Linked DNA regions of Homo sapiens: regions 2, 3 and 4 are each linked to region 1. The links are chromatin contacts, found by Hi-C or POLR2A ChIA-PET in ENCODE. All regions are on one chromosome and are shown on one strand. Each heading gives the region's core, a stretch centred on a gene start or an enhancer-like site at or near the end of the contact. The rest is flanking DNA. Distances are from core to core; before and after follow the strand shown.

Evidence for each region. Hi-C counts contacts between places; a loop is a spot of excess contacts on that map. ChIA-PET counts read pairs that join two places held with the same protein, here RNA polymerase II (POLR2A). Pooled maps may share reads with other maps.
Region 2: a loop to region 1 is called in a pooled map, with 3 times the contacts of the local background. The contact joins the enhancer-like site here to the promoter of CLIC4 in region 1. A Hi-C loop is called at or near these places in 2 of 50 pooled maps. POLR2A ChIA-PET finds 5 or more read pairs at or near these places in 3 of 52 experiments (H1, OCI-LY7 and WTC11).
Region 3: a loop to region 1 is called in a pooled map, with 4 times the contacts of the local background. The contact joins the promoter of RPL11 here to the promoter of CLIC4 in region 1. A Hi-C loop is called at or near these places in 1 of 168 maps with a recorded cell type or tissue (posterior vena cava) and 1 of 50 pooled maps. POLR2A ChIA-PET finds 5 or more read pairs at or near these places in 1 of 52 experiments (activated B cell).
Region 4: a loop to region 1 is called in a pooled map, with 6 times the contacts of the local background. The contact joins the enhancer-like site here to the promoter of CLIC4 in region 1. A Hi-C loop is called at or near these places in 5 of 37 single-sample maps with no recorded cell type and 4 of 50 pooled maps. POLR2A ChIA-PET finds 5 or more read pairs at or near these places in 2 of 52 experiments (activated CD4-positive, alpha-beta T cell and activated T-cell).

The regions. Positions count from the first base shown.
Region 1 is chr1:24,741,095-24,748,828 of GRCh38, forward strand. CLIC4 (chloride intracellular channel 4) reads left to right here and starts at 4,353. Exons shown (of 6, transcript NM_013943.3): 1 at 4,353-4,531. The coding sequence starts at 4,460. RefSeq lists enhancers at 1,844-2,449, 3,662-4,267, 4,268-4,873 and silencers at 3,955-4,664, 4,765-4,924.
Region 2 is chr1:23,570,617-23,578,350 of GRCh38, forward strand. LOC124903876 (a long non-coding RNA gene) reads left to right here. Exons shown (of 3, transcript XR_007065537.1): 3 at 2,131-3,084. It overlaps LOC107984928 (a long non-coding RNA gene), which reads right to left and starts at 7,091. Exons shown (of 2, transcript XR_007065540.1): 1 at 6,811-7,091; 2 at 5,820-6,717. RefSeq lists an enhancer at 4,141-4,230. Within about 2 kb of position 3,738, at least 5 of the 41 ENCODE cell types and tissues checked have a DNase peak (open chromatin) inside an H3K27ac peak, as active enhancers do; they include OCI-LY7, where a contact is called at or near this core.
Region 3 is chr1:23,687,363-23,695,096 of GRCh38, forward strand. It overlaps RPL11 (ribosomal protein L11), which reads left to right and starts at 4,444. Exons shown (of 6, transcript NM_000975.5): 1 at 4,444-4,467; 2 at 5,247-5,397; 3 at 6,445-6,551; 4 at 7,298-7,429. The coding sequence starts at 4,462. RefSeq lists an enhancer at 4,406-4,725.
Region 4 is chr1:23,716,142-23,723,875 of GRCh38, forward strand. No RefSeq gene overlaps it. Among named protein-coding and RNA genes, the nearest start is that of ELOA, 23 kb to the right of the region's middle. Within about 2 kb of position 4,595, at least 5 of the 41 ENCODE cell types and tissues checked have a DNase peak (open chromatin) inside an H3K27ac peak, as active enhancers do.

The sequences.
Region 1 (7,734 bases), core at 3,103-5,602:
TGGGAATAATACCAACAGCTAGTGTCTACAGAGCACTTACAATCCAAGCTCTTAACATAGACTAATTTATCAATGATCCTATTAAATATTAATAGGTACTAATTTTAGATCCATGTTTACAGACGAGAAAATGGTACTAATTTAGATCCATTTTTACTGATGAGAAAATGAAGCACAGAGAGGTTAAGTAAGTATCCTGAGTTAGTAAATAACAGAAGCAGGATTGGAACCCAGGCAGTCTGGCCCCAGAGTCCATGTGCATAGCAGCTCATTCTGCTGCTGAAATTGCAGAACTTTGGGCTGAGACAGTCAGCGAGCAGCACCACAGAGTTAGAAGTGGGAGGAGGAAAGTGTCATCAAGGGAGGCTTACTGGAGGAAAACCTGACCCCCTGTGTAGGGGCAGTCATAAACACAAACCACCTGGCTTCCCAGACTGGAAGAGCGTGACAATCCAAATGTCATGTCAGGGGTACATGAAACCATAGGATAAACATGGTACAGTCACTCACTCCATAAGCTATTTTTTTTTTTTTTTGAGACAGAGTTTCGCTCTTGTTGTCCAGGCTGGAGTGCAATGGCGCAATCTCGGCTTACTGCAACCTCTGCCTCCCAGGTTCAAGCGATTCTCCTGCCTCAGCCTCCCAAGTAGCTGGGATTGCAGGCATGCACCACCATGCCTGGCTAATTTTTTGTATTTTTAGTGGAGACGGGGTTTCTCCATGTTGGTCAGGCTGGTCTCGAACTCCCGACCTCAGGTGATCCATCCGCCTTGGCCTCCCAAAATCCTGGGATTATAGGCGTGAGCCACTGCGCCCGGCCCACTCCATAAATTTTTATTGTGTACCATGAGCTGTCCTCTGAGCCAGGAATATAGCCATAAACAAAACCAAACAAAAAATCCCTGCCCTTATGGCATTTATGTTCTAGTGGGAGAAGACAGACAATAAGCAGATAAATAGGTAGATATGTATCAGAGGGTTGTAAGTGTTATGAAGAGAGATAAAGTGGAGGGTGGAGTGAAAGATAGCAACTTGCAACGTTGCATAGGGTGGTATTTGGGGAGAGCGCTCTGAGAAGATGACATTTGAGCAAAGAGCCAAAGGAAGTAAGGGAGTGGGAGTTGCAGAAATTCTGGGGGAAGAATGTTCCAGAGAGGGGGAAGAGCAAATGCAAAGGCCCTGAGGCCACAGTGTGCTTCGCATATCCAAGGACTAGAAAGGAGGCCAGTGAAGCTGGGGTGGAGAGCACAGGGGAGAATGGTAGGAGATGAGGTCAGAGGGGTGTGTGTGGGAGGAGACAACATGTCTCCACCCATCTTAAAGATTTCTGTGTGCTATAAAAACAAGCCTGAGTAAAGAATGTAAAGCAGGCATGCAATTCAAAATTCGAAGAGGAGACTTGACTGCTATGTGGTTAGGGGGCCTCCCCTGCATAAACATCCTCTTTCCCTTTCACCCACTCCCAGGACTGACTGCCCATCCATGGGAGCCATATGAGGGCGGAACTTGGGAAACTGTAGGTGTGACTGAGACTACGTCTAAGCACAGGCTCTGGGTCTGAGCCTCTTCCTGGGGGGCTTCCTGTTGGGTAGGAGGAGCCCAGGAGATCATCACCACCTCAGGGCTCTGTGGAGAATGCCCCTGGCTTCCTCCTAGCTAAGATCTCTGTTTAGTCAATGAAGCCTAAAGGGCCCTGGTCTGTTCCTCCTTCCATACCCTGGTGCTGTGAGGCCAGTTGGAGCCTGTGAAGGGCAAGTCACCACCGGGAATATTTGCTGCCTCTAACTCAAATTCTTTTTTTTTGAGATGGATTTCGCTCTGTCGCCCAGGCTGGAGTACAGTGGCGTGATCTCGGCTCACAGCCACCTTTGCCTCCCCGGTTCAAGCGATTCTCCTGCCTCAGCCTCCCGAGTAGCTAGGATTACAGGCATGTGCCACCACACCCGGCTAATTTTTGTATTTTTAGTAAAGATGGGGTTTCGCCATGCTGGCCAGGCTGGTCTCGAACTCCTGACCTCAGGTGATCCACTCGCCTCGGTCTCCCAACGTGTTGGGATTACAGGCATGAGCCACTGTGCCCGGCCTCAATTTGATCAATTCTCAGGTACATTGAGTTTCTGCTGAATTGTTTTTTGGCTTAGATCTGCTTTGAACTGATTCACCATTTGGTTCCTTTTTGGTAGGGCAGAGAGGGTGGATTCTGGAAGGAAACTTTGCTTCAGTTCATGATTCTATGAAAAATTAACACGGTTCAGTCCAGAGTCTAGTCAGTCACTTCAGGATTTTCATGGTTCAAGCCCCCATCTAAGGGGAGCCTCCTGGAATTTATTTATTTATTTTCAACGAACTAGCCGGGCATAGAGAGAGTAGAATATGATGCCACATTCTAGCCTGCAGGGGTGGTAGGGACAGAATAAGTCTCAATGCAGTTAACAGCCATACTGACGGAGCAGCACATATGGTAAGGCAAGAATCAGTAATTAGCCCCACCCACTTCTAGATAATGAAACTGAGGCTTAGGGGTTTTAAGGACACTGCCTTGTCAGATTTGAACTTAAACAGTCAGACTACAGAGCACGTGTTCCTGACCACTGGGATACACTGGCTCTTTCACAGAGCCTCTGTGAGAAAATTTGAGCAACTTACTTTGGGCTGGCAGAGGAAGAAATTGCAAGTTTCACTGTATTTTCATGCCTACGTACAATTTGTTCAAACATTCTGGTATGTGCTAGGCACCGAGGATATGGAGACAAACCTCCCATGTCTGGGCCTCCTGGAACTCACTATTTATCCCAACCTGGGAAGTTGGGAGGAGTAGCTGTGAGTCAAGTATTATGGAAAGTCAGAAAAGGGCACAAGTAATTGTTTCCAGAGGAGGTGAAACTTGCCCCAGGCACTCAACAGCAGCAAACTAGGACCAGGTGCCTACAATCTCAAGGCAAGCACAGCTCTTGCCCTCGGGGGCTTAAATCCCAGGGCAGTTTAACTGGTTTGCGGACCACCTACTTCAGAATTGTCCTGGTGCTTGCTAAGATGTGGATTTCTCTTTTTCCCAGAGGATCTGGGAAACACAAAAAGCGGGGCTGCGTGTAGCACCTAGGTGATTCTGATGCACACTCAAATTTGACAGGTGAGCCGGGGGGAAGAAATGGGTGTGGGCAGTGGGGAACAAGATGGACAACGACTTGGAAGTCCTTAGTGGCCTGCAGGCACTGAGATTGCAGTTCAAGATCTTGAGCTTTGGGAGTTGTTACTCTCCAAGGGCTAGCTCAGAGCCTGAAACACAGTAAGGTTTCATAAATATTTGTGAATATGCGCCCGGCGCGGTGGCTCACGCCTGTAATCCCAGCACTTTGGGAGGCCGAGGCGGGCGGATCACGAGGTCAGGAGATCGAGACCATCCTGACTAACACGGTGAAACCCCGTCTCTACTAAAAATACAAAAATTAGCCGGGCGCGGTGGCGGGTGCCTGTAGTCCCAGCTACTTGGGAGGCTGAGGCAGGAGAATGGCGTGAACCCGGGGCAGAGTTTGCAGTGAGCCGAGATCGCGCCACTGCACTCCAGCCTAGGCGATAGAGCCAGACTCCGTCTCAAAAAAAAAAAAAAAAAAAATATATATATATATATATATATTTGTGAATATGCTGGCTGCCAAGATCGAAACGATCAGGAGCGTCAAAGGGAAAAACGAAGTCAGAGGCAGAAGAAAAAGGTGTTCCCCAGGCGATGAAAACTTTCCAGTAAGTTGTCTTGGAAAAGGCAACTCCGCGTAATAGAGGGACTTGGGGAGGTAGCCGCTGCGGGAAAGGGCGATGAGTCCTGGGGTGCTGCAGCGGGGGAGTGGGTAGGAGGCGCCTCCTAGCTTCCCCAGGGCGGCCGAGGCATGAGGTCACCTGGCACAGCAACAGCAGCAGCTGCGGAGGACGCGCAGGCGCTGCGGCGGGAGGCAGTGTCAGGCTCGGGCCCCTGGGGAATTCCTCCCCTCCTTTCCCCCCCGCACCAGTCCCCTAGAGAGGCGTACCCGGGTCCCGCCCGCCAGAGCCTGAGCTTTGTACCGCCCACCAAGGCCACGCCCCCTACCAGCTGTGGGGCGCCGCAGAGGTCCTTTCTTCGGCTCCGGAGCGGTCCCTCCGCCTTCCCCGCTCGAGGCCACGCCCCCGTGCTCCTGCCGCCTTATTTTCCCCGGAGAGTCCCGAGGCGCCGCGCCTTGGCCCTGCCTACAGCCCGAGGCCCCGCCCCCGGCGCCCCTCCCAGCCGTTTGAAGCGGCTCGGGCTGCGGCTGGCTCAGAGTGGCGCGGGGGGCGTGGGGCGGTGCTGAGGAGCTGAAGCCGTGGCCAGCTCGACGCCGGACAGTCCAGCGAGCAGCACGGCGGGAACCGGCAGCCGGAGCAGTCCCGGAGCAGAAGCAGCAGCAGCAGCAGCAGCCCTCGCCGTTCGCGGAGCGCAGCCGAGCCGGCCATGGCGTTGTCGATGCCGCTGAATGGGCTGAAGGAGGAGGACAAAGAGCCCCTCATCGAGCTCTTCGTCAAGGTGAGCGCTCGCCTCGCGGTCCCGCCCGGCAGATCCCCCGGCTCCCTCCCGGCTGCGGGGAGCGGCGTCCCGGGGCTCTCCTGAGGCGCCCCCGCTCGGCGCCAGCACCCGTCCCGCTGCGGGCACCCGCGCCCCCGGCCCATTGTCTGGGGGCCGCCCGCGCCTTCCCGCCTCCGAGGGCCCGTCGAGGGGTCCGGGTTGGGGACCCGGGCGGCGGCCACCGTCTCCAGCGCGTAGGCATCGGCGGACGCCAGACCAGCGTCCCGCGCCCGGGTGGGTCGGGAAGAGCCCACGGGCGGGACTTGCCTGCCCCGGGGCCCCAGCGCCGGGCGCGCGCGGGTCCTGTCACCACCCCCCGCCCGGGCGCCGGGGCCCGGCCCCACCCGCTCCCCAGCGCTCCGGTCCGCCGCCCGGAGCCCGAACTGCGGCCCGCCGCCCGATGAGCTTTCAAACGAACTTCTTTGAACGCGTTTTTGAAAAAGCATTTGCTCCCCACTGGTCTGAAACGGAAACTTTAATTTTCGATGCAATCTTAAACAAATTTACCAAAGAGCAGGTGCTCTTGGACCTTCGGAAAAGACCGAGATTCCCAACTTGTGTTTTTCTGTCTTGGGCATTTACTGGCTTTCTCGTTTCTCAAGCGCGGAGTGTTCTGTATGATGCAACATTTTGGCTTCTCCCCCCGGCGTTGCTGCTTCGGGAAGGATTGTGTGTGCCCTTTTGTTTTGAAAGAAATTGAGGGAGAGAATTCTTAACTTGCTTGGGCTTTAAAGGGTTGGTTTTCCCTTGTGTCTTCAGCTTTCATGTGTGGAATTTATTTGCTTACACATACTACCCCTCTTCCTTTGCTTTTCTCTTTAATACTTTTTATTTTAGCAAAGGAGAGAGTCGAAGTTATAAACATCTGGATCCAGCTCCTTCCCTCAAAACTTAAAAAAAACACTTTGAGCTTCTTCCAGCCACTTAAAAAGCCAGGCTCATTCAGAGCTAGGCAACATACCGGAAAGTAAATGGTCATCTAGAACTATTGGGTTCTTTTTTTTCCCCGAGTTTTTACTTTAAAGAAAGGACATTTCAGGATGTGTTTAAGAGATAGAGAAGGGCTGGGCGCGGTGGCTCATGCCTGTAATCGCAGCACTTTCGGAGGCCGAGGTGGGAGGATTACTTGAGTCCAGCCTGAACAAGATGGCGAAACCCTGTCTCTACAAAAAAATTCAAAAATTAGCTGGGAGCGATGTTACGCGCCTGTACTACTCTGGAGGCTGCGGTGGGAGAACTGCTTGAGCCCGGGAGGTCGAGGCTGCAGTGAGCCACGTCGCACCACTGCATTCCAGCCTGGGCGACAGAGCAAGACCCTGTCTCAAACAAAAGAGATGGAGAGAAGAAATAATCTGCATTTACCTCTGCAGTCTTCAGTAATGACTGGAACAGTGTTTGCCTTAGGATTTTCTTTCAATTGTCAATTTTCGATTTTTTTTTTTTTTTTTTTTTTGGTCCAGGGAACTGAAACAGCAGACAGGTATAGAACCCCCAAAATATCAAAGCGTTTCGGTTACTTTGAGTGGCAGATATAGTACTTTGAGATGCGTAGAATGTAGGAAGGAACCTGAAATACAAGAAAGGAAGGAGGCCGGGCGCGGTGGCTCACGCCTGTAATCCCAGCACTTTGGGAGGCTGAGGTGGGCAGATCACGAGGTCAGGAGATCGAGACCATCCTGGCCAACATGGTGAAACCCCATCTCTACTAAAAATACAAAAATTAGCTGGGCGTGGTGGCGCGTGCCTGTAGTCCCAGCTACTCGGGAGGCTGAGGCAGGAGAATTGCTTGAACCCGGGAGGCAGAGGTTGTGGTGTGCGGAGATTGCGCCACTGTACTCCAGCCTGGGCAACAGAGTAAGACTCCATCTCAAAAAAAAAAAAAAAAAAGAAAGAAAGGAAGGGTGGTGGGTGGAAAACAGCATGGAGAAGGGAAACAAGTGGGCCAGAGATGAGTTAAAAAAAATTTTTACTGAGTGAGGAATAGGAAGGAATTTCCATAAACTCAAAAAAAGTGCATCCATGAATAATCTGTAAAACATGATACTTAACGGTGAAACTTTAGAACAGTATTAAACTTAGAATAAGCTACTATCGGGCCGGGTGAGGTGACTCACACCTGTAGCATTTTGGGATGCCGAGATGGGGAGATCACTTGAGGCCAGGAGTTCGAGACCAGCCTGGCCAACATGGTGAAACCCTGTCTCTACTAAAAATAGAAAAATTAGCCAGGCATGGTGGTGGGCCCAGCTATTCGGGAGGCTGAGGCATGAGAATCGCTTGAACCGGGGAGGCAAAGGTTGGAGTGAGCCAAGATCAAGTCACTGCACTCCAGCCTGGGCGACAGAGTGAGACTTCGTCTCAAAAAAAAAAAAAAAAAGATAAAGCTATTATCAGTTATGGCTCTATTCAGTATTCTATTATTCTATTGGAGGAGCTAATCAAAGAAGACAAGAAAAATTAAGTATCTGAATTAGGAAGAGATCAGTGATTAATGCCCTGCTTACTATTAATTTCATCTTTCAGTTAGAATAGCAGAGGGGCGTGTGCAGTTTTCCAAACTTGAGTCACTTGCATCCCCTTTCTGTTTTTCATATTTGTGTTGAGAACCACTGAAAATCATCCTTCCTACCACTAGTTGTAAGCCTTTCTCATTGGGCTTGGTGGCAGAGAATCAGGGTTCAAGTCACAGTTCTTTACTCCTTGGTTGGGTGACCCTAGGCAGTTTGTTTTCACTCTTTAAGCCTTGTTTGTCTCATTTGTGAAATAAGAAATGTTTTCTGCTACCCAGTGATTCAACATAGGCAAACTTTGCACTGATACAGATCAGGTTTTTTGTTTTTTTTTTTTTTTTTTTTTTTAATGAGATGGTGTCTCGCTCTGTCACCCTGGCTGCTGGAGTGCAGTGGCGCGATCTCGGCTCACTGCACCCTCTGCCTCCCAGGTTGAAGTGATTCTTCTGCCTTTGCCTTCCGAGGAGCGCATGCACCACTACGCCTGGCTGATTTTTGTATTTTAGAAGAGACTGGGTTTTACCATGTTGGCCAGGCTGGTCTCAAACTCCTGACCTTAAGTGATCTGCCTGCCTTGGCCTCCCAAAGTGCTGGGATTACAGGCTTGAGCCTCTGTGCTTGGCCCCTAGACCAGTTTGTTTGAAAGGGGAAAAA
Region 2 (7,734 bases), core at 2,488-4,987, 1.2 Mb before region 1:
ACACCTGGCTAATTTTTTTTAAAAAATTGTGTAGAGATGAGGTCTTGCTATGTTGCCCAGGCTGGTCTCAAACTCTTGGCCTCAAGCAGTCCTATCATCTCAGCCTCCCAAAGGAATTACAGTCATGAGCCACCATGCCCAGCCCAGATGAGATTTTGGTACGTGAAGACAGGGCAGGAGAAAGACTGGAGGGAAGGGGGCAGAGAATGGTATGAACAAAGCTGCTCAGGTGCAGATCACTTGATTGGGCAGGAGCGAGGAGGTGGAGAGGTGCAGGCCAGGATTGCAGAAGTAGATGGAGGTGGGGTATCTGGAGAGCTTTGAATGCCAGGCTAAAGAGCACAAATAATGTAAGCATACTTCCAGGGGGAAAAAAAAAAGAATTTGGTCAGTTTTTTCAGAGTGACTGTGGTTATGAGATCCACTTTATTCAGGGAAGAAGGCAGCCGTTCTCTGGGTACTGTAACTATTCCTGTTTCTATTGAAACCTGTTAGTGCTAACTATCATTTACTGAGGATTTACTATGACCAGGCGCTATGCCAAGCACTTTGTGTTAATAATCCTGTTTAATTATCTCAGCGAACCCTCATATGCTGCTGATGGGAAGGTAAAACTTCGGAAAACAGCTTGGCCATTTTTAAAAGTTAAATATCAGCCGGGTGTGGTGGCTCACGCCTGTAATCCCAGCACTTTGGGAGGCCGAGGCGGGCGGATCACCTGAGGTCAGGAGTTCGAGACCAGCTAACCAACATGGAAAAACCTCGTCTCTACTAAAAATACAAAATTAGCCGGGTATGGTGGCACATGCCTGTAATCCCACTGTAATCCCAGCTGCTCGGGAGGCTGAGGCAGGAGAATCACTTGAACCCAGGAGGCAGAGGTTGCAGTGAGCTGAGATCGCTCCGTTGCACTCCAGCCTGAGCAACAAGAGCAAAACTCCGTCTCAAAAAAAAAAAAAAAGTTAAACAGCAATTTATCACATGACCTAGCAGTTCTTCTCCTAGATCTCTACCCAAGAGAAATGAAAACAAGTCTACCCAGAAACTCATACAGGGATGTTCACAGCAGCATTGTTCATGATAGCAAAAAAGTGGAAATGACTCAAATGGCCATCAGCTGATGAATGGATCAACAAAATGTGGTGTATTCATACAATGGAATATTATTCAGCTATAAAAAAGGAATGAACTACTAATCTACACAATAAATAGATGGACCTCAAAAAATATGCTTACATGAAAGGAGCAAGACACAAAGGACCACATACTGTGCAGTTCCATTTATGTGAAATTTCTAAAAGAAATTTCTATAAATTTCTAAAAATTTATAGAGACAGAAAGTAGATTAATGGTTGCCTGGGACTGGGGGACAGAAGGGGAGTGACTGCTAATGGATACAGGGTTTTATGTGGGGGTGATGAAAGTATTCTGGAATTGATGTGATGGTTGCACGACTCTGTAAATGTGCTAAAAATCATTGAATTATATACATAAATATTGGTGAATTTTCTAGTATGTAAATTAAACACCAATAAATCTCTTTTTAAAAATTCTCCCAACAACTTTTTTTTTTTTTTTTTTGGAGACAGGGTCTTGCTCTGTTGCCCAGGCTGGAGTGCAGTGGCCTGATCATGGCTCACTGCAGCCTCAACCTTCATGCTTAGGCAATCCTCCTGCCTCAGCCTCCCGAGTAGCTGGAACCACAGGTACATGCCACCACAGCTGGCAAATTTTTTTTTTTTTTTTTGAGATGAAGTCTCACTCTGTCGCCCAGGCTGGAGTGCAGTGGTGCAATCTCGGCTCACTGCAAGCTCCGCCTCCTGGGTTCACACCATTCTCCTGCCTCAGCCTCCTGAATAGCTGGGATTACAGGCGCCCACCACCATACCCAGCTAATTTTTTTGTATTTTTAGTAGAGACGGGGTTTCACCATGTTAGCTAGGATGGTCTCGATTTCCTGACCTCGTGATCTGCCTGCCTGGTCCTCCCAAAGTGCTGTGATTATAGGATTATAGACCACTGCGCCCGGCCCAATTTTTTTGTACTTATTTGTAGAGACAGGGTCTCTCTATGCTGCCCAGGCTTCCAAACAACTTTTGTGACAGATACTATTATCATCCCATTTCACAGTTGCGGAAGCATCAGAAAGGTGAAGCCACCCGCCTAAGACCGAAGAGCTAGAAGCAAAAGAGCCAAATTTCAAAACTGCAAAGTGTTCCTGACCTCTGGGCTGTCCTGCTTCCTGGAAATTGCTTGGGCAGTGCGCTCCATCTTCCTGGGGCATTTAACCCACAAGTTTGCTAGCAGCCATGTTTTCAAGCTGCAACAACTACTTCTTGGATGGTGAGAATTGGGAGAGATGGCAGAAGGCCTGGGGAAGAGTGGGGATGCTGGGAAAGCCTCCTGGTGAGAAAGCTCAGGCCACAGCTGGGCCAGGGACATCCACAGCAGTCTCCAGGCTCTGACACCCCCTCCCCAACCCTGACTCCCTCCCAGGGGAGAGAATAACTTGGCTCCAAAGCTGAGGCCAGAATATAAGCCAGAGACCTGCTGACCTGACCCCCCCACCCTGGAATCTACTGAATCTGGGGCCAGGAGCAAGGAAGGGCTGACCCCAAACTGAACAAATCAAAAAGCCAAGTTCCCCTCTGAGCCCTGCAATTTTTTTTTCTTTTGGACCAAATAAGGAAGGAGCACCTGTTACTTTATAATCATACTGTAGGACAGCCTCGAGTTGAAAGCCATGGGATCTGGAGTCTTGAAAACGCGGTTCAAGCTCCTATCTTTTCTATTTCCAAACTCAGTGTCCTAGAGCAACTCACTCACTTTCCCCAAGCTTCAGTTTTTCTATCTATGAAATAGACAATGATACTCCTGTTAAGAGGGCGCTTGTAAGGATTTGGGGGACCAGAGGTTAAATTCGCTTCATTTTAGTTCACCTACGTTACTTATGTTTTGTTACATGTCTTAAGTTATGGTTTTAATAATCCCCCCACTCAAAAATAAACAAGATTAAAAGAATAATGAAAATAGTTAATAATAAGTGTCAACATTTATGGGCACTGATTTTGTGCTGTTTCAAGTGCTTTATACACATTAACTCATTTATCTTCATAAAAAGCCTATGAAGCCATTATACAGATGAGGAAACAGGCTCAGAGAGGCTAAGCATGTTGTTCAAGGTCACACAGCATGGAAGAGGCAAGCCGACTGACTCCAGAGCCTTAGCTTTGTGCCAGTCAGAATGGAAAAGAACTCCAAAAGACACCAACCTGGTTTATTCAAGTGCTGGCATGTAAGGATAAGGAAAAGCAGCCATCAGTTTGAATGACAGGCGATGGGTCCGGAGTAATTAGCCAAATGTATGAAGATTTCACCATTTCTAAACCATCCTGTTATATGACCACACATACCATCTTCATGGAAGTGCAGTAGCATCACCATGACAACTACTTTTGTGTTTTTACCTCTAATGTAATCGATTGTATTTTAAAATATTTTTAAATGAATAAAAGCTTTTGAATTTAATGTTTTAAGTAGGTAATACTTTCACCTGGTTAAAAACTCAAAAAGCTCGAGAGGCATAAAGTGAAAGGCCTCCTTCTCACCCCGGCCCCTGCCATCCTCTTCTCACAGTCAGCCAATGTTGCTAGTTTTGTGGGGAGGGGAAGAACTGATACTTTTTGAAAGTAGAAAGAGTGTGCTTGATTTGTTCTGAGGTCACAAGCCATAAAGCCCACCTTACTCTGGTTGATTTCTTCAGGTCGGCCTCAGCCTGATTTCCTGTACCCTTTGAGGCACTGCTGCTTCCTGCAGGTGATGGTTAGTCCCTTAGGGAGATGGTCAGTCCCTTCTCCCTCTGAACTTTCCCCTGAGGCACCCCCTTCAGTACCCGCTATGCTCCTGACCACATTCTCTCTGGCCTCTAGGCCTGACTGGTTCTCCATCCCCCAGAACCTGCAGAGCCTGTAAATGCCAGAGAAATCTCATCATCTCACACAGCTGATGTGGTAGAGGTGGACCCAGAGGTCACACCTGGGTGGCTTCAGGCTATATCTAGCCTATGAGATTTTTTGTTCTTTTTTGGTCTGCACAGTGATGTCAGAATTGGAAATCTTCACCTGAAAGTCCAATTTTCTGATTTCACTTGAAATATTGGCAGACTCAGCCACACTGAACCCATACTGATGCATGATGATGACAGCTGGAGCTGAGCAGCAGTTGCTCCCTTGAGAAGGAGCACAAGCTCTCTGGGTTGTATGGTCCCCGCCACTCTGGGTTGGTTAACATGGTAGGCAGGATCATAGTCACCTCCAAAGATGTCTGTGTCCTAATCCCTATAATTTGTGAATGTACTGTTACACGGCAAGTGGGAATTAAGTTTGCAGATGGAATGAAGGTTGCTATGCAGGATTATCTAGGTGGGTCCAATGGAATCAGAAGGGTCCTTAAAAGTGGGAGAGGGCAGCAGAAAAGAGTCAGAGAAAGAGAGGCAACCACGAAAACAGGGTCAGAGAGATGCCATGTTGCTGGCTTTGAAAATGAAGGAAGGGGTCACAACCCAAGGAATGTTGGCAGCCTCCAGAAGCTGGAAAAGGCAAGGAAATCAATTATCTTCCAGATTCTCCGAAAGGGAAGTCCCTGCAAACACCCTGATTTTAGCCCAGTGAGATCAGGTTGGTTTGAGAGCATAAACTTAAGTTGTTTTAAGTGACTAAGTTTGTAGTCATTTTGTTATAGCAGCAATAGAGAAGTAATACAGTTAATATGGGCCCTTGTAGGTCTCCAGGGATGGGGGAGTGGGGCACAGCTGTGAGAGCTGTTGTAAGTGTGCAAGACTCATAGCTTAAAGAGCTCGGTAAATGGCCATGAATGTTCTAATGAATAGGCGTAGCAGGCGGGTTCTGGGCAGAGTAGAGATATGGGTGACCCTTGCTTTGGTTTTTTCTCCCTCCACTCTTGTGACACCCTCTGCCCAGTTTCCTTCACAGCCCTGGGGCTTGCTGAGAGAGCCGGGCTGATATGTCAGGCCTTCAGCATTGAGTAGGGCAATCACTTAGCAAGTTGGCAGGTCTCAGCAGCTGGTGGAGGAATCTGGGCTCTGACTGAGGACAGGATTAGAGGTCAAAGTGGGAAAGTAGGGAATAGGCCCCAGACTGAGTAAAAAGACCAGGAGAGCTGAAGGTGGGGGAGGGTCAGGAGCAGGTTCTGAAAGGGGGTGCAAAGCTAGGCAGGGCCCAGACTTGAGGCCTGTTCTAGGTGGTGCTGGCTGGTAGGGGAATGACTGATGGTCTAGGATTGCTGAGGACAACTGTGCACCTGCCAGCACTGTCCTAAGCCTGCCTCTGAACACTAAGCTGTCAGCCTCTGTTTACCTTCCACTCTCAGTATAACCTGCATTCGGCCTATTTGTTGGGAGGCAACTGAAAAACTAATTTATCCTGAATTATTCTTAGTGACTGATAGTGGCTTACTGTGTCAGATACTTGCCAAGGAGATTCATGTTGAAGTGCATATCATTTTAACCTAAAAAGATGAAGTGCATTTAAGGTAGCAGTGTCTGAGAAGGAAAACCTCATGGCTACTGGTGGTGGGGGGTGGCAGGGAACATAGGATGTCACACGGTGGACAGCCTTACCTGCTCACAGGGCTGTACACCCCCAGGAGGTCTCTCATATTCCAGCCCCCATGTCCTTAAGTCTCTTTAGATTTTTTTCACCTGGGCTTTCATTACAATTCTTTTACTTTCCGTGTTTCCTGGGTAAGCTTGTTTATATATTTTTAGCAAACATTCATGTAACACTATGTGCCAGGCACCATTCTAAGTGCTTTACAAATGTTTATTTAGGTAACAGAGGTACTGTTGCCTCCATTTTACAGATAAGGAAACTGAGACACAGAGAGGCTAATTTGCCCAAGACCACGTGGCTAGCGAGTGGCTACACTTTCTGAGCCTCGGCTTTCTTGGCTGTTAAATTGATATGTATATACAAGCGCCCTCTGCATAGCAGGGCTTCTCAGACCCAACACTATTGACATTTTGGGCTGGATAATTCTTTGTTGTGAGGCTGTCCTGTGCATTGCAGGATGTTTAGCGGTATCCCTGGCCTCTACCACATAGGGTATTCACTGCCAAGAGATGCCAGTAGCAACTCCCACTCAAGCTGTGACAAACCTAAAATGTCCCCTGATCTTGCCAAATGTCCTCTGGGGGCAAAATCAACCCTAGTTTAGAACCACTGCCTAATAGGATCCTGGGGAGGATTAAATGAGCTATTTCATATAAAATACCTTCCGGCAATCCCTTCCCCATTCCTTCCATAACTCTATGGTGAGTTCTAACTCCTCAGAACCCTCTTGTTCTTTCTGTTCCTCTACTGTTTGGAAAATGTGCCCACCTATGGAGACTGGGTGCTTGAGAGCTTCTTGCAAATCCAAAGCTGTTCCAGGAGCTAGACCTGATTCCAGTCCTGTCATTTCCACAGACATGCTGTGGGACCTTGGCTGAAGTCCTTCCCCTCCTTGAGCCTCGGTTTCCCCATGTGTACGAGGGGGCTGACCCAGAAGCTTTCCGAAAGGTCTTCTCACTGCAGGAATCAGTGACTGGGTGATTCATACCAAGTGCAAATTCCCCTCACAAAGTCCAAATTCTTCCAGCGACTTAGTCATTCCAGGGTTTGAACTTTCTCGCAAAAACCATTTGAAAAATTCTTCCAGCTTAAAAAAAAAAAAAAAAAGCTATTAAAAGAAAGTAAAAGTTTCAAAACCAAATCCTAGGCAAACAACCCTGAAAACAATACACACACATACATATACATACAGCACCCAAGGTAGCTCTGAGAACAGGATATGAAACCTTGCAGGCCGGCACTAAGAAATGATTCACAGGCCTTTGAGATGCTTCTATTTCAAGACACAGTCCACCCACTGGATCTGGTGGCTCCAAAAACAAACTTTCAGCTGCTGTTTCTTATCGCAGTGTGGTTCGCCTGGCCAGTATCCTTGGGTCTCAAGAGCTCCAGACAGAAGACAAGGTTGAGTCCTGTGAATTCCCTTTCTGTTCTATTTCAAGCCTCAAGCTGCTGGCTTGTTTAAAGAAAGTCTTTTGCATCCACCTTTTGGTTGGCTGACCCGAGTTTAAAGCAACATAGCCTAATGGGTTCGTAGCACAGCCTGCGAATTCATAATTTTAGTTTAGCAAGGCCTCTGTGTGGCTCCAGCAAGTCCTACTGGATCCTGGGCTGGTCATTCTAGAAGCTGTCTCCAGCTAAACAATCCTGCCTGGCTTTCCTTATACATATCAATATTATACTTGCCCTAGGCCAGGATTAAGAATTTTAGCACAAATTCAAAATTTCATGCTTTTATGTAAAATAGAAATATAAAAGTAATTCATTCGATGAAATGCTTACTGAGTGCTCACTATATGCCAAGCACCAGCAATGTACTGGCGATAAAATACAGCCCCTGCCTTCAGGAGCCACATTGAACAGGAAAAGCAGACAATCTAAATATACATAGTAGAAACACATGGAACTATTCCCTATGGGAAATGCCCTGCATAAAAAGTGATACCAAAGTTGGAGCAAAATTGAAAGAAATGCAAATGCTTGTGATACGGTTAAGTACATTTTCATCTGTACTTACCCTTGATTTTGTTTTAGATTTAGAAAATCTTGAACTTTCACTGTTGCTTCATTTGCCCTCCAAAAATCCAGAATCTTACAGAAAGGG
Region 3 (7,734 bases), core at 3,194-5,693, 1.1 Mb before region 1:
CAACATGGTGAAACCCTGTCTCTACTAAAAAAAAACACAAAAATTAGCCGGGCATGGTGGTGGACGCCTGTAATCCCAGCTACTCCGGAGGCGGAGGCAGGAGAATTGCTTGAACCCAGGAGGTGGAGGTTGCAGTGAGCCGAGATGGAGCCACTGCACTCCAGCCTGGGCAACAGAGTGAGATTCTGTCTCAAAAAAAAAAAAAAGAAAAGAAAAAAAAAAGAGAAAATGCATGATGAGCTTATTGAGGGGCAAGAGCAGAATGCATTCATAACAAAATCATGTCTAAGACAAAAACCATTGGTAATGAAGCAGATGAAGCCTGGTGTGGCAGTTCATGCCTGTAATCCCAGCACTTTGGAAGGCAAAGGTGGGAGGATCGCTTGAGTCCAGGAGTTGGAGACCAGCCTGGGCAACATGGCAAGACCCCATCTCTACAAAAAATTTAAAAAATTAGCTGGGCATGGTAGTGTGCACCTGTGGTCCCAGCTACGTGGGAGGCTGAGGTGGGAGGATCATGTGAGCCCGGGAAGTCATGGCTGCAGTGAGCCAAGATCACACCACTGCACTCCAGCCTGGGCAACAGAGCAAGACCCTGCCACAAAACAAAACAAAAAACAAAAAACAAACAAAAAAAAATAGAAAAAAAAAAAAAAAGGCAGATGACTCTGGAGGAAACATTTTAAAAAGCCATCCAGGAGAATGCCTCCTTGTCCCTAGGGGACCCACTTCCTGCTCCCTCAACTGCTTCTGATGTTTCTTCTCACCTTAAAAAAAATACAGTGTAGTCCCCTCTCTCCTCTCCCTTCTCCCCTCTCCCCTCTCCCTCTCGGTCTCCCTCTCCCTCTCTTTCCACGGTCTCCCTCTGATGCCGAGCCGAGGCTGGACTGTACTGCTGCCATCTCGGCTCACTGCAGCCTCCCTGCCTGATTCTCCTGCCTCGGCCTGCCGAGTGCCTGCGGTTGCGGGCGCGCGCCGCCACGCCTGACTGGTTTTCATGCTTTTTTGGTGGAGACGGGGTTTCGCTGTGTTGGCCGGGCTGGTCTCCAGCTCCTGGCCGCGAGTGATCCGCCGGCCTCGGCCTCCCGGGGTGCCGGGATTGCAGACGGAGTCTGGTTCACTCGGTGCTCGGTGGTGCCCAGGCTGGAGTGCAGTGGCGTGATCTCGGCTCGCTACAGCCTCCATCTCCCAGCCGCCTGCCTTGGCCTCCCAGAGTGCCGAGATTGCAGCCTCTGCCCGGCCGCCACCCCGTCTGGGAGGTGGGGAGTGTCTCTGCCTGGCCGCCCATCGTCTGGGACGTGGGGAGCCCCTCTGCCTGGCTGCCCAGTCTGGAGAGTGAGGAGCGTCTCTGCCCGGCCGCCATCCCATCTGGGAAGTGAGGAGCGCCTCTTCCCGGCCGCCATCCCACCTGGGAGGTGAGGAGCGTCTCTGCCCGGCCGCCCATCGTCTGAGATGTGGGGAGCGCCTCTGCCCCGCCGCCCCGTCTGGGATGTGAGGAGCGCCTCTGCCCGGCCGCGACCCCGTCTGGGAGGTGAGGAGCGTCTCTGCCCAGCCGCCCCGTCTGAGAAGTGAGGAGACCCTCCGCCCAGCATCCGCCCCGTCTGCGAAGTGAGGAGCCCCTCCGCCCGGCAGCCGCCCCGTCTGAGAAGTGAGGAGCCCCTCTGCCCGGCAGCCACCCCGTCTGGGAAGTGAGGAGCGTCTCCGCCCGGCAGCCGCCCCGTCCGGGAGGGAGGTGGGGGGGTCAGCCCCCCGCCCAGCCAGCCGCCCCGTCCGGGAGGGAGGTGGGGGGGTCAGCCCCCCGTCCGGGAGGTGAGGGGCGCCTCTGCCCGGCCGCCCCTACTGGGAAGTGAGGAGCCCCTCTGCCCGGCCACCACCCCGTCTGGGAGGTGTACCCAACAGCTCATTGAGAACGGGCCGGGATGACAATGGCGGTTTTGTGGAATAGAAAGGGGGGAAAGGTGGGGAGAAGATTGAGAAATCGGATGGTTGCCGTGTCTGCGTAGAAAGACGTAGACATGGGAGACTTTTCATTTTGTTCTGTACTAAGATAAATTCTTCTGCCTTGGGATCCTGTTGATCGGTGACCTTACCCCCAACCCTGTGCTCTCTGAAACATGTGCTGTGTCCACTCAGGGTTAAATGGATTAAGGGCGGTGCAAGACGTGCTTTGCTAAACAGATGCTTGAAGGCAGCATGCTCGTTAAGAATCATCACCACTCCCTAATCTCAAGTACCCAGGGACACAAACACTGCGGAAGGCCGCAGGGTCCTCTGCCTAGGAAAACCAGAGACCTTTGTTCACTTGTTTATCTGCCGACCTTCCCTCCACTATTGTCCTATGACCCTGCCAAATCCCCCTCTGCGAGAAACATCCAAGAATGATCAATAAAAATTAAAAAAAAAAATACATTGTACAGTAATCTTTTAATCAAAACACTGCATCATAGGTGGAGACTGAAAGCCTGCCACTTGTGGTCGCTGTTTTTTGTTTGTTCGTTTGTTTGTTTTGAGACAGGGTCTTGCTCTATCACCCAGGCTGGAGTGCAGTGGTGTGATCTTGGCTCACTGCAAGCTTCTTCTCCTCGGTTCAAGCGATTCTCCTGCCTCAGCCTTCCGAGTAGCTCGGATTACAGGCATGCACCACCAGGCCCGGTTAATTTTTGTATTTTTAGTAGAGACGGGGTTTCACCCCGTTGGCCAGGCTGGTCTCGAACTCCTGACCTTAAGTGATCCACCCGCCTTAGCCTCCCAAAGCGCTGGGATTACAAGTGTGAGCCACAGCACCTGGCCTGGTTGGCGGGGCCGGGGTCGGGTGTGGTGGTGGGGGGAGGGGGGGTGGGTCGCTGTTGTTTCACAGCTGATCCAGGTTTTCTGGTGATGCTCCTCTGCTGCTTAGTTGCCCTGAACACATTACTTTTTCACTGTATTAATGACATAGCATATATTTTGCTGTTAAGAACTTATTTTTTATTTTTGAGACGGAGTCTCGCTCTGTCACCCAGGCTGGAGTGCAGTGGCGCGACCTCGGCTCACTGAAAGCTCCGCCTCCCAGGTTCACGCCATTCTCCTGCCTCAGCCTCCAGAGTAGCTGGGACTACAGGCGCCCGCCACCACGCCCGGCTAATTTTTTTTTTTTTTTTTTTTTGTATTTTTAGTAGAGACGGAGTTTCACCGTGTTAGCCAGGATGGTCTCGATTTCCTGACCTCGCGATCCGCCCGTCTCGGTCTCCCAAAGTGCTGGGATTACAGGCGTGAGCCACCGCGCCCGGCCGCTGTTAAGTACTTATATGTGAATAAGCGTAAGAAAGTATTGCTTATCAATAGCATATACATTTACAGTCTGGAAAAATGGTTAGGCCAACCAACCAGAGATTGTCCACAAGGGTGGCTGAGATAGTGACACCTTTGCTTTCTGATGGTTCAATGTACACAAACTTTGTTTCATGCACAAACTTACTTAAAATATTGTATAAAATTACCTTCAGACTATGTGTATAAGGTGTATATGGAACATAAATTAATTTCATATTCAGACTTGGGTTCCATCCCCAAGATATCTCATTATGTTTATGCGAATATTCCATAATCCGGAAAAATCCCAAATCTAAAAACCGTCTGGTCCCAGGCTTTTCAGGTTAGGAATACGCACCCTGTAGTAACTTGCCCAAGGTCACATAGCTACTAGCTGGTCGAGACAGGACCACATCTGCCTGTCTTCAAGCTCGGGACTCTTAAACCACCACTCCTTTCCGTTTGTATAAATTCTATTTGTGCCCGGAGTGGTGGCTCACGCCTGTAATCCCAGCACTTTGGGAGGCCAAGGCGGGTGGATCATTTGAGGTCAGGAGTTCCATACCAGCCCGACCAACATGGTGAAACCCCATCTCTACTAAAAATACAAACAAATTAGACCGGTATGGTGGTGCGTGCCTGTAATCCCAGCTACTTGGGAGGCTGAGGCAGGAGAATCGCTTGAACCCGGGAGGCGGAGGTTGCAGTGAGCCGATATCGCGCCACTGCACTTCAACCTGGGTGACACAGCGAGGCTCCGTCTCAAAAAATAAATAAATAAATAAATTATATTTGTTTACGTTGTTACAGAATAAATTTGCGTCATAATTTGCATGATTGATTTAATGTAGTTTTGGCGTTCTCATCACACAAGGACCACCAGCTCGTGACACTGGGAGGAGAGAACGTCCTCAAGGTCCGGAAACTCAAGGACGTGCTGATTCGGGAGCTTTCAAAAACTATTTTTGGAAAACCCAGATCCCGGTCTTCAGCCAGCGTCGCCTGCAGTGGCTAGCACTACCCACAAGGGAGAAGCCGACGCTGCAGGGCTTTGCCAAATGCGCCTCTCTTCCTCGTCTTCATCTCTGTGGTTAGCCTGGGAAAAGAGCCCGCCTCCTGGCCCATAAGGCCCTCGGCCGGAAGCTCCGCTTTCTCTTCCTGCTCTCCATCATGGCGGTGAGTAGCTGGGACCTGGATTTGCTTTCCTTTATCCGTCGCCATCCATGGCAGGCCGAGCCTGCGGGGGCTACTTCGCCCGCAGCCCGAGGAATATGGAGCCCGCAATGCCTGCTGGCCCAAAACTAGCAGAGCCGTTCGAGCCAAGGACGCAGGGTTGAATTCTGTCACTTTCCCTGCCATCGTTTTAGGAGCGGCTCCGGGCACTTGCCCGGAGTGCTCAGAAGCACGGTCAGGAGGCTGCAGCGGGGGCAGATGGGGTGAATGGAGGGTTCTGAGGCAGGGGGGTCCGGGCCTTTTCCTGGTCCCGGGGACTTGAGACTTGCTCGGTGCTAGGAAACCTTAGTCGGTTGCTCCGCTTAGGGAAGGTGCCAGCCTTTAGACAGCTTCCGAATAGGATGCTGGACGTCGCATAACCACGTGTTTCCTGTTAACTGAGCAATTAAGTTCTGTTTCTTCGCTCACTCCCCTTAGTTGGCCTTACAATGGGGGCGCTCTTTGTTACCCTGAGCCTCTTAGGGTTCGATCTCAGTGTCCGTATCTTTTAACACTCAATAACTGTCCTGAGTTTTCTCTTCACCCGTTCCGTTCGTGGAGGAAGGATAGGTTCCGAGCTGTCTTCTTCCCTTGATGTCCCCTAAACATTATACCTTTTAAACATTCAGGGTCTTCGTTACGATTTGGGATGAGCAGAAATAAAAATGCTGTGCAGATAGAAAGTAGTAAAACTCAGGGCCCTCAGCTGTGAGTGTATTGACTGCTGCTCTTCCCTGTTGCAGCAGGATCAAGGTGAAAAGGAGAACCCCATGCGGGAACTTCGCATCCGCAAACTCTGTCTCAACATCTGTGTTGGGGAGAGTGGAGACAGACTGACGCGAGCAGCCAAGGTGTTGGAGCAGCTCACAGGGCAGACCCCTGTGTTTTCCAAAGGTGAGTAGTCACAAGGACATACAGGGTTTGCCTGCTTGGGTCGCTTGGTTGTTTCTTGATTTACCTGCTGTCGAGTCTGTTTAGAAAGTGACAGTCGGCATCACTTAAAGCATTAAATTCATGAGCCGGCCAAGAGGTGTCTTTTTTTTTTTTTTTTATTCAAGATGGCGTGTGGGATTGGAACACTAGATTTTATTTGAGCAGATCTTAAGCTAAGACTAGCCCAAGTAAAGATTTTCCTAAGTAACTAGGATATGAGATAGAGTGGAAATGTCAGGAACGAAGTAAAGATCATTAGATCTGATTAGCAGTTAGGGTTATATAGGCTGCATTAAGAACAGGGCTGTACGGGAGCATGAGGCTTCAGTGGCCTATATTAGTGCCACTGCACTCCAGCCTGGTTGACCCTATCTCAAAAGTTGTATACAGATTGCCTGGGTTTGAGTGATGGCTTCACCATTTGCTGGTCTGACTCTGGGCTCTCTGGACCTCTGCTTTTTTCTTTGCATAAAGAGGGTAATACTTTATAATTGTGGAAGATAAAATGAGTTGTACATGTGTAGTTGCTTTAGGACAGTGAAATATGGCAAGTCTTTGGATTCCACTCCTGCTTTTTGTTACCAGCTGTGATGTTTGGCAAGTTAATAAACCTCTCAAAACCTCACCTGTAAAATATGGATAACAGTACAATAAGGTTTCAGCAAATAGTAGATGTTGTCAATAATGCTTTGTTTTCTTTGGAACATGATAATCTTACTAGTGGCTTCTTCGGCCTATTCTGGTTGTGACCTTGCCCTTCCTGGAACTTCGGCGTTATGACTGTTCTTAACTGCTGAAGGATGGCTGGATGTCTGGAAATGGGAAAATCTGTGCTGTGGATGAAATCTTATTAATAGATGTGGGAGACACTAATTAGAACACCACAACTTAAAAGAGTGTGGATGAATGCTTAATGTCTCTTTAAGTCATGGAGATGGTGTTCTGGGAAAGAGGTGAGTGTAGTGGGGGTATGATGGCATCTGACTCCTTGTTACCCACTTCCTGCAGCTAGATACACTGTCAGATCCTTTGGCATCCGGAGAAATGAAAAGATTGCTGTCCACTGCACAGTTCGAGGGGCCAAGGCAGAAGAAATCTTGGAGAAGGGTCTAAAGGTGAGCCTAATCCCCTAATGGAGTGATATTGATCAGCACTCCTTTAGTAACACATGTAGATAAGTTACATTTAATGTTCTGTTCTTTGGTGTCTTGATATTTATTTACTTAAGCTTCTAAAAGGCTTTTTCTACAATCAGCAGGGTTAAACTGTTCTTGGTGGTTTAAAAGATGCTTGAGGCTGGGCACGGTGGCTCAACGCCTGTAATCCCAACACTTTGGGAGGCCAAGGCGGTTGGATCATTTGTGGCCAGGAGTTCGAGACCATCCTGGCCAACATGGTGAAACACCATCTCTACTAAAAAAAGATAAAAATTAGCCGGGCTTGGTGGCGGGCTCCTGTAGTCCCAGCTACTCGGGAAGCTGAGGCACGACAATTGCTAGAACCTGGGAGGTAGAGGTTGCAGTGAGCTGATATTGTGCCACTGCACTCCAGCTTAGGCCACAGAGTGAGACTCTTGTCTCAAAAAAAAAAAAGAAAAAGGATGCTTGGGAGTCATTTCATGCCTCTGCTTTCTCTGGGTTTTTCTCTGCTCTTTGGAAGCTGGGAGAGGTCATACTGGGTAGTTGGGGTGTGAATCTATAGTCGAGGTATAGTGAGGAAGTCAGGTTGTGTTCTCAGCCAAGTTTCATTGACTTCTGTTTGCTCTGGGGTGCATGTTGCAGGCTGAGCTATTAATAGTTACTTGGGGGTGGGAGGGAGTTGAAGATGACAAGGAATGTTATTGCTGCATTTTTCTCCACAGGTGCGGGAGTATGAGTTAAGAAAAAACAACTTCTCAGATACTGGAAACTTTGGTTTTGGGATCCAGGAACACATCGATCTGGGTATCAAATATGACCCAAGCATTGGTATCTACGGCCTGGACTTCTATGTGGTATGAATATTTAATCTTTTCCCGCTCCTGGTCTGTGAGGAGAGGGGAATCTTTATTTCATATGTGGTATGTTGGTGTTCACATGTTGAGTTGCAGCTTTGAATATTGTCTGCCTTTGTGTTCTCCTCCCCCTTGGGGAAATGTGCCTCATTTGTGGCAAATGTAGGGGTGCAGCTCTGAACAAGGTGGACAAGATCCCTGCTGTTGGGGAACTTGCAGTCGAGGATCTGTAAAGCACCCACATGGCTTAAAGGTGGATGAAGGAAACTGTTCCCTCCAGCCAGTGATTTGAAACTTTGGAGAGA
Region 4 (7,734 bases), core at 3,345-5,844, 1.0 Mb before region 1:
AATTGTGGACTGAACCTCTATGGAGAGAATGTGTGTATAATGAATTCCTCTGTGCTCCAGGATATATTCCTTTGGTCCTTGTTTTATAAATTTCCCTCATGCTGATGTAAAAAAAAAGATATTATCATGTCTATCAGCTGAGCACACACAGGGGGATTGAGAGGAATGGAGAAAGACAGGAGGAGGAGGAGATAAGGGAGAACTAACATGGCCAGTATGTATCTCCTTTGTTCTAGGTGTTTGACATATTTGAGATCATCTTTACAGTTGTCCTATGAATTATATATAACATTCCTATTTTACAAGGAAAAGAGGGCCTCAGAGTCACCACCAGGAAGTGGTGGAACTTGAATGCTAACCCTGATCCTTCTGATTCACAGTGACCCCTCACACTGTGCTCTGTTGCCCCAAGAGGAGATACGAAGCATAGATCCGTGGGCTCAATTTTGTTTGGTTTGGTTTTTGAGACGGGGTCTTGCTATATTGCCCAGGCTGTTCTCACACTCCTGGGCTCAAGCAATCCTCCCACTCATTCTCCCAAGTAGCTGGGATTGCAGGCATGTGCCACAGTGCCTGGCTCAGTTTTATATGATTCTACCAAATAGCTTCAGATAAGAACATAGGGAGTATGAAACCCCATGTAAAGGCATGAATGTCAGAAAACTTAAGGAAACAAAAACATGGCTTGCATCTGTAGTCTCAGCTACGTGGGAGGCTGAGCCCATGAGTTGAAGACCATAGCATGCTGTGATTGAACCTGTGAATAGCCACTGCGTTCCAGCCAGGCAGCATGGCGAGAGCTCATCTCTGGGCACGGTGGCTCGCGCCTGTAATACCAGCACTTTGGGAGGCCGAGGCAGGCAGATCACGAGGGAGTTCGAGACCAGCCTGACCAACATGGTGAAACCTTATCTCTACTGAAAATACAAAAATTAGCCGGGTATGGTGGTGTGCACCTGTAATCCCAGCTACTCAGTCAGGAGGCTGAGGCAGGTGAATCTCTTGAATCCGGGAGGCAGAGGTTGCAGTGAGCCGAGATCACGCCATGGCACTCCAGCCTGGGCGACAGAGTGAGACTCCATCTCGGAAAAAAAAAAAAAAAAGAAAGAAAGAAAAAGAAAGGGAGAAAACCAGGCAGATCTATGGCCAGTCATAGAAAGAAAAAGAAAGGGAGAAAACCAGGCAGATCTATGGCCAGTCAGTCTCTTTGGGACCTCTGGGAGTGAAAATCCCCGTCAGGAATTGTTGTCACTTTTCTTCTGTGACATCTGCTTCAGGCTTCCAGCCTTCACCCAAGTCAGCTAAATTGCCATTGTTTCATTAATTTAACAAATGTTGATTGAAGGGCCAAGCCCATGCTGGACCCATCGATGTATCGCCTTTATTTTAGGCGCTTTGCTCTAGTTCACTTACTTATGGGTTCACCAACTATTTAGTGCCCCCACCAGGGATATAGAGATGGTTTAGTCACAATCTGTGCCTGCAGGGAGCTCACAGTCTAGTGAGGGTACCACACAATGAAACACAGAGGAAGACAGACGTGGCTTCTACCCTCATGGTGCTAGACTACAGTGGAGGAAGTGGGGAGGGAGCATAAACCAATAAAAAGTGGACAAAAAGTAATACATATTAAGTATAGAGTTACCATTTGATCCAGCAATTCCACTTCTGGGCATATTCCCAAAAGAATGGAAAGCCCAGGAACCAATATGTGTACACTGATGTTCATAGCACCCCTATTCGTAATAGCCAAAAGTGGAAACAACCCAAATATCCATCAGCAAATGAATAGATGAACAAAACGTGGTCTGTCCATACAATGAAATATTACTCAGCCTTAAAAAAAAAGGAATGAAATCCTGATACGTGCTACCATTTGGGTGAACCTCGAAAACACTATACTAAGTGAAATAGGCCAATCAGAACAGGACAAATATTCTATGATTCCACTTGTGTGAGGTACCTAGAGTAGTCACAGTCACAGAGATAAAAATAGAACTATGGTTGCCAGGGGCTGGGGGAGGGAAAAATAGGGAGTTATTGTTTATTGGGTGCATAGTTTGAGCATGGGATGGAAAAAGTCCTGGAGATGGATAAGATGGATACTGGTGATGGTTGCAGTGTGGATCTACAGAATGCCACTGACTGAATGGCATAGCTAAATGTTAGATATATGTATTTATTTTACCACAACACAAAAATAATACATTTGAGACTTTGTCTTGAAGAACATGAAATTTAAAATTATGAAAATAAATTCATTTTATATTTAACCAACAAAAGGTAATACAAATAGTAGTCATATAATAGCCATCATGGTCAGTGCTACAGAGAGTCCTATCTGGTGTTGGGAGAGAAGATGGCAGGTAAACCTGCTCAGGTTAGTGGGGTTCTGAAACCGAGAAGGGCTTCACCAGGAGAATGGCATTTCAACTAAGCCCTGAAAGAGAAAGCTTGGTGAGAAGGGGTGGGTGTTTGTGGAAGACAAGACATTCCAGGCAGCAGGAACAGCAAGGCGAAGGCCAGAAGCAGGAGCGCCCCTTTGGTGGAGTTGAGGAATTACAAGGTTTGTATGTGGAACACAGAGTGGGGTGGAGGTTGGGCTTGCAAAGGATTTTAGGCCCCTCCTAGGAGCAGATGGAATCCATCAAAGAGTTTGGGCAAGGGATTTTTATTTTTAATTGGTAAGCCCCTTGATTTGGTTAAGTAGAAAGGAATGGAAAATAAAGTTTATTGAGGGGTTTCTATGTGTCAGCTGCTTTACCTACCATTCCCTTCTTGGGTAGAAGCCCTGTGAGGTCAGAATTACTAGGAGATGAGTTCCTTGAGGACAAGGATGAGGCATTCTCAAATCTCTGATACTAAGTAGGACACTTGGCTCAGATGATGTGCTCAATAATGATCCACATGGTTGATTTTACAGATGAGGCTCAGGGAGGTGAAGCCATTTACCCCAAGTGAGCAGGTGAGGAGGCCGTGCAGCCTAGGAGCTGTGCCAACCCTAAGCCCATACCCCTTTCTAGACCATGCTACACATGTCACAACCCCAGATTTCCCTGCTGTTTTCCAGAGCCTCTTCCCTGGGTCCCTCCTCCCCAGAACACTGGTGTGTGTACCCCTAGGCCCAAGGGGTGGCCAAGGGGCATCTGTCTGTGAGTGTGACTTTGCACTTAGGAGCTGGTGTGACCCCTGGGCTGAACGTGAGGCCCTGTGGTGCAGGACAGAGACTAAGGCAGTGTATTCATTTCCTATTTCTGCTGTAAAAAAATTACCGCAAACTTACTATCTGACATTTATGGAGGCCAGAGGTCCAAAATGGGTCTCACTGGGCTATAATCAAGGTATAGCCATGGCTGTGTCCTTCCTGAGGCTCCAGGGAGAATCTGTTTGCTTGCCTTTTCCAGCTTCTAGAGGCCACCTGTGTTCCTTGGCTGGTGGCCACCTTCAAAGCCAGCAATCCCATCACTCCAGCCTTTGCCTCTGTCATCACATCTTCTCTGACTCTGACTCATGCTTCTCGCTTTCACTTAGAAGCACCCTTGTGATTATTTTGGGCTACCTCAATAATCCAGGATAATCTCCCTATCTTGAGGTCAGCTGATTAGCAATTTTTATTGTATTAAAATAAATAAATTTGTAATATAAATTGAAATGAGGTCTTGCAATGTTGCCCAGGCTGGTCTCAAACCTCTGAGTTCAAGTGATCCTCCTGCCTCGGCCTCCCAAAGTGCTGGGATTACAGGTGTGAGCCACCATGCTTGGCCTGATTAGCAATTTTAATTCCCCCTTGCCATGTAAGATAACATATTCACAGGTTCCTGGGATCAGGGTGTGGACACCTGGGGTGGGGAGGGGACATTATTCTGCCTAATGCAGGTGGGAAGAACAGCATGTAGGTTAGGGGCTAGTTCTCCTTGTGCCACCACATCCCCAAGAACTCTTAGGAATCTGAGAATGTTAAATTTAAACCTAGCCCCAGGTCATTATGAAGGTATATTCATCGAAGTAAGAGAACAGAATAGGATAGGATAGAGTAAAAACTGTATTTAATGGTTTGTTAGTTTTTAACTTTTAAATATTTAGATAAATGGTATGTGGGCCTCTGTATACACTTTTGCCATCAGCCATGCAAATATTAGAGGTCCGTCTAACCCAAAGTCACATAGCCGGTGAGGAGTCAAATTAGAACACAGATGTGTTACTTTCACCACACAAGGCCCCTCTTCAAGGAGAAGTAAGGCACTGTCTTTCTCAGCTTCGAGGCTCTGTATCTCTGCCTGTTTCCTGGTGGTTACAGGCTATGTGCTCTGGAAACTCCTGCTGAGAACCTGGCCTCCTAGCCCTTCTGAAGCTGCAGTTCTTCTCTCACACCGTGTATTGCCCTATGCGGATACCTCTCATACAGACCCTCCACTGGGCCGTTCAAGTCCACGTACTTATGGGTTCACCAGCTAGTTAGTGCCCCCAGCAGGGATACAGAGATGGTTTAGTCACAGTCCCTGCTTGCAAGGAGCTCACAGTCTAGTGAGGACATCACACAAAGAAATGGACAGTGACGACCACACGAGAGACTCCTCCAGTGATGGGTGCACGATAATCTGGGGCAGATCTGGGGTGGGGTTAGGTACAGGCTGCTCAGAGGAAGTGATTCTCAAACTGAGTCTTAATGAGGCCAGGAGGCTGAGGGCTGGAATTTTGGGTTGGCATATTTATAGACCCTGAGGCTGCAATGGGGCAAGTTTGGGAAATCCCAACTCTGTCATGATGACTAGAACAAAGAGTAAGAGGTGAGAGGGGCCAGAAGTAAGGCTTAAAACACTAAGAGCCACAAAAAAAAAAAAAAAAAAAAAAAAAAAGCAAACAAACAAAAAAAACACTAAGAGCCTCAGCCCAGGAATGGTGGCTCATGCCTGTAATCCCAGCACTTTGGGAGGCCAAGGCAGGTGGATCACCTGAGGTCAGGAGTTCGAGACCAGCCTGGCCAACATGGTGAAACCCCATCTCTCCTAAAAATAGAAAAAAAATTAGCCAGGCATGGTGGCACACATCTGTAATTCCAGCTACTCGGGAGGCTGAGACAGGAGAATCGCTTGAACCTGGGAGGTGGAAGTTGCAGTGAGCCGAGATTGTGCCACTGCACTCCAGCCTGGGCAAGAGACTCTATCTCAAAAAAAAAAAAAAAAAAAAAAAAACCCAAAAAACACTAAGAGCCTCATTGACCCTAACAGGCTGTAGGCTTTATGAGGGGCCTAAATGTTACTGTTCATACTGTGCCTATGTACCAGGCACATCAGTGCAAGCAAGGCACGTGGCACATAGTAGATGCTTAGTAAATTTTTGCTGAAAGAATGAATGACAGGGCCAGGCACGGTGGCTTACACCTGTAATCTCAGCACTTTGGGAGGCCGAGGTGGGCAGATCACTTGAGTTCAGGAGTTCGAGACCAGCCTGGCCAACATGGTGAAACGATGTCTCTACTAAAAATACAAAAATTAGCTGGGCGTGGTGGTGTGTGCCTATAATCCCAGCTACTCGGGAGGCTAAGGCAGGAGAATCGCTTGAACCCAGGAGGCAGAGGTTACTGTGAGCTGAGATTGCACCACTGCTATCCAGCCTGGGTGACAAAGCGAGACTCCATCTCAAAAAAAAAAAAAAAAAAAAAAAGAATGATGAATGACAGGCTAGGCACTGTGGCTCATGCCTGTAATCCCAGCACTTTGAGAGGCTGAGGCAGGCAGATTGCTTGAGCCCAGGAGTTCGAGACCAGCCTGAGCAACATAGTGAAACCCCATCTCTACAAAAAATAAAAAAATAAGGTGGGCATGGTGGCATGCACCTGTAGTCCCAGCTACTTGGGAGGTAGGTGGGAGGTTGAGGCTGCAGTGAGCTGTGATCACACCACTGCACTGCAGCCTAAGTGGCAGCAAGACCTTGTCTCAAAAAAGAAAAAGAATGACATGGGCTGGGCGTGGTGGCTCACTCCTGTAATCCCAGCACTTTGGGAGGCTGAGGCAGGTGGATCACGAGGTCAGGGGTTCGAGGCCAGCCTGGCCAAGATGGTGAAACCCCATCTCTACTAAAAATACAAAAATTAGCCGGGCGCAGTGGCGGGCGCCTGTAATCCCAGCTACTCAAGAGGCTGAGGCACAAGAATCGCTTGAACCTGGGATGCGGAGGTTGCAGTGAGCTGAGATCGTGCCACTGCACTCTAGCCTGGGTGACAGAGCAAGACTCTGTCTTAAAAAAAAAAAAATGCTGGGCGCAGTGGCTCATGCCTGTAATACACTTTAGGAGGCTAAGGTGGGCAGATCACCTGAGGTAAGGAGTTCGAGACCAGCCTGACCAATATGGAGAAATCCTGTCTCTACTGAAAATACAAAATTAGCCGAGCATGGTGGCACGTGCCTGTAATCCCAGCTACTCGGCAGGCTGAGGCAGGAGAATCGCTTGGACCCGGGAGGTGGAGGTTGCGGTGGGCTGAGATCGTGCCATTGCACTCCATCCTGGGCAACAAGAGCAAAACTCCATCTCAAAAAAAAAAAAAAAAAGAACTAAAAACATTTGGTCTGAGTCTCTTAAGATATGGGGACTTCGTGTTGGGATCAGTTTTAAAGCTCCCCAAGTGACTGTAATGTGTAGCCAGGGTTGAGAGTACCAGGGCTGCAGGCCACAGGGGAGCACTGAAGGGTTTTACTCGAAATCAGATTTGCATATCAGAGTCAATTTGAATTGACAGCTCTGCAGGAGATGGGTGGAACAGGGTGCAGAGGGCAGTTGTGGAGAGGCAGTTGCAGCTTAATCCACGTTAGAGAGAATGAGATGGAAGAAGCAAATAGGTTTTGAGGGAGTTGGAAGATAACATCAGTAGGATCTGGTGAATGGAGGTGGATGGGTAGGTATGTCAGAGTCCAGGATAGCCCCTTGACTTCAGACTTGAGCCACTTGGCAAATAATGGTGCCCTTTGCTGGAGTGGGAAGTAGGGGCAGAAACAGGTTTAGGGAGGGTTTCCTTGCTGAGTAAAGTTCTTTTTTTTTTTTTTTTTGAGACAGAGTCTCGCTCTGTCGCCCAGGCTGGAGTGCAGTGGCGCCATCTCGGCTCACTGCAAGCTCCGCCTCCCAGATTCACGCCAGTCTCCTGCCTCAGCCTCCCGAATAGCTGGGACTACAGGCGCCCACCACCATGCCCAGCTAATTTTTTTTGTATTTTTAGTAGAGACGGGGTTTCACCACATTAGCCAGGATGGTCTCCATCTCCTGACCTCGTGATCCACCCGCCTCGGCCTCCCAAAGTGTTGGGATTACAGGCGTGAGCCACCGCGCCCTGCCTCTTGCTGAGTAAAGTTCTAACCGGCCTCTATAAACAGCTGTCTGATCTCTTTTTGGGCTTTTTTGGTTTTTTTTTTTTTTTTTAGACGGATTCTCGCTCTGTCACCCAGGCTGGAGTGCAGTGGTGTGATCTCGGCTCACTGCAACCTCTGCCTCCTGGGTTCAAGCTATTCCCCTTCCTCAGCCTCCTGAGTAGCTGGGATTACAGCTGCCCACCACCATGCCCAGCTAATTTTTGTATTTTTAGTAGAGACGGGGTTTCACCATGCTAGTCAGGCTGGGCTCTAACTCCTGACCTCATGATCCGCCCCACCTCGGCCTCCCAAAGTGCTGGGATTACAGGCATGAGCCACTGCACCCAGCCCCTTTTCGGGCTTCTTACTCTTTTTCACCTTGCCTCAGGCCCTG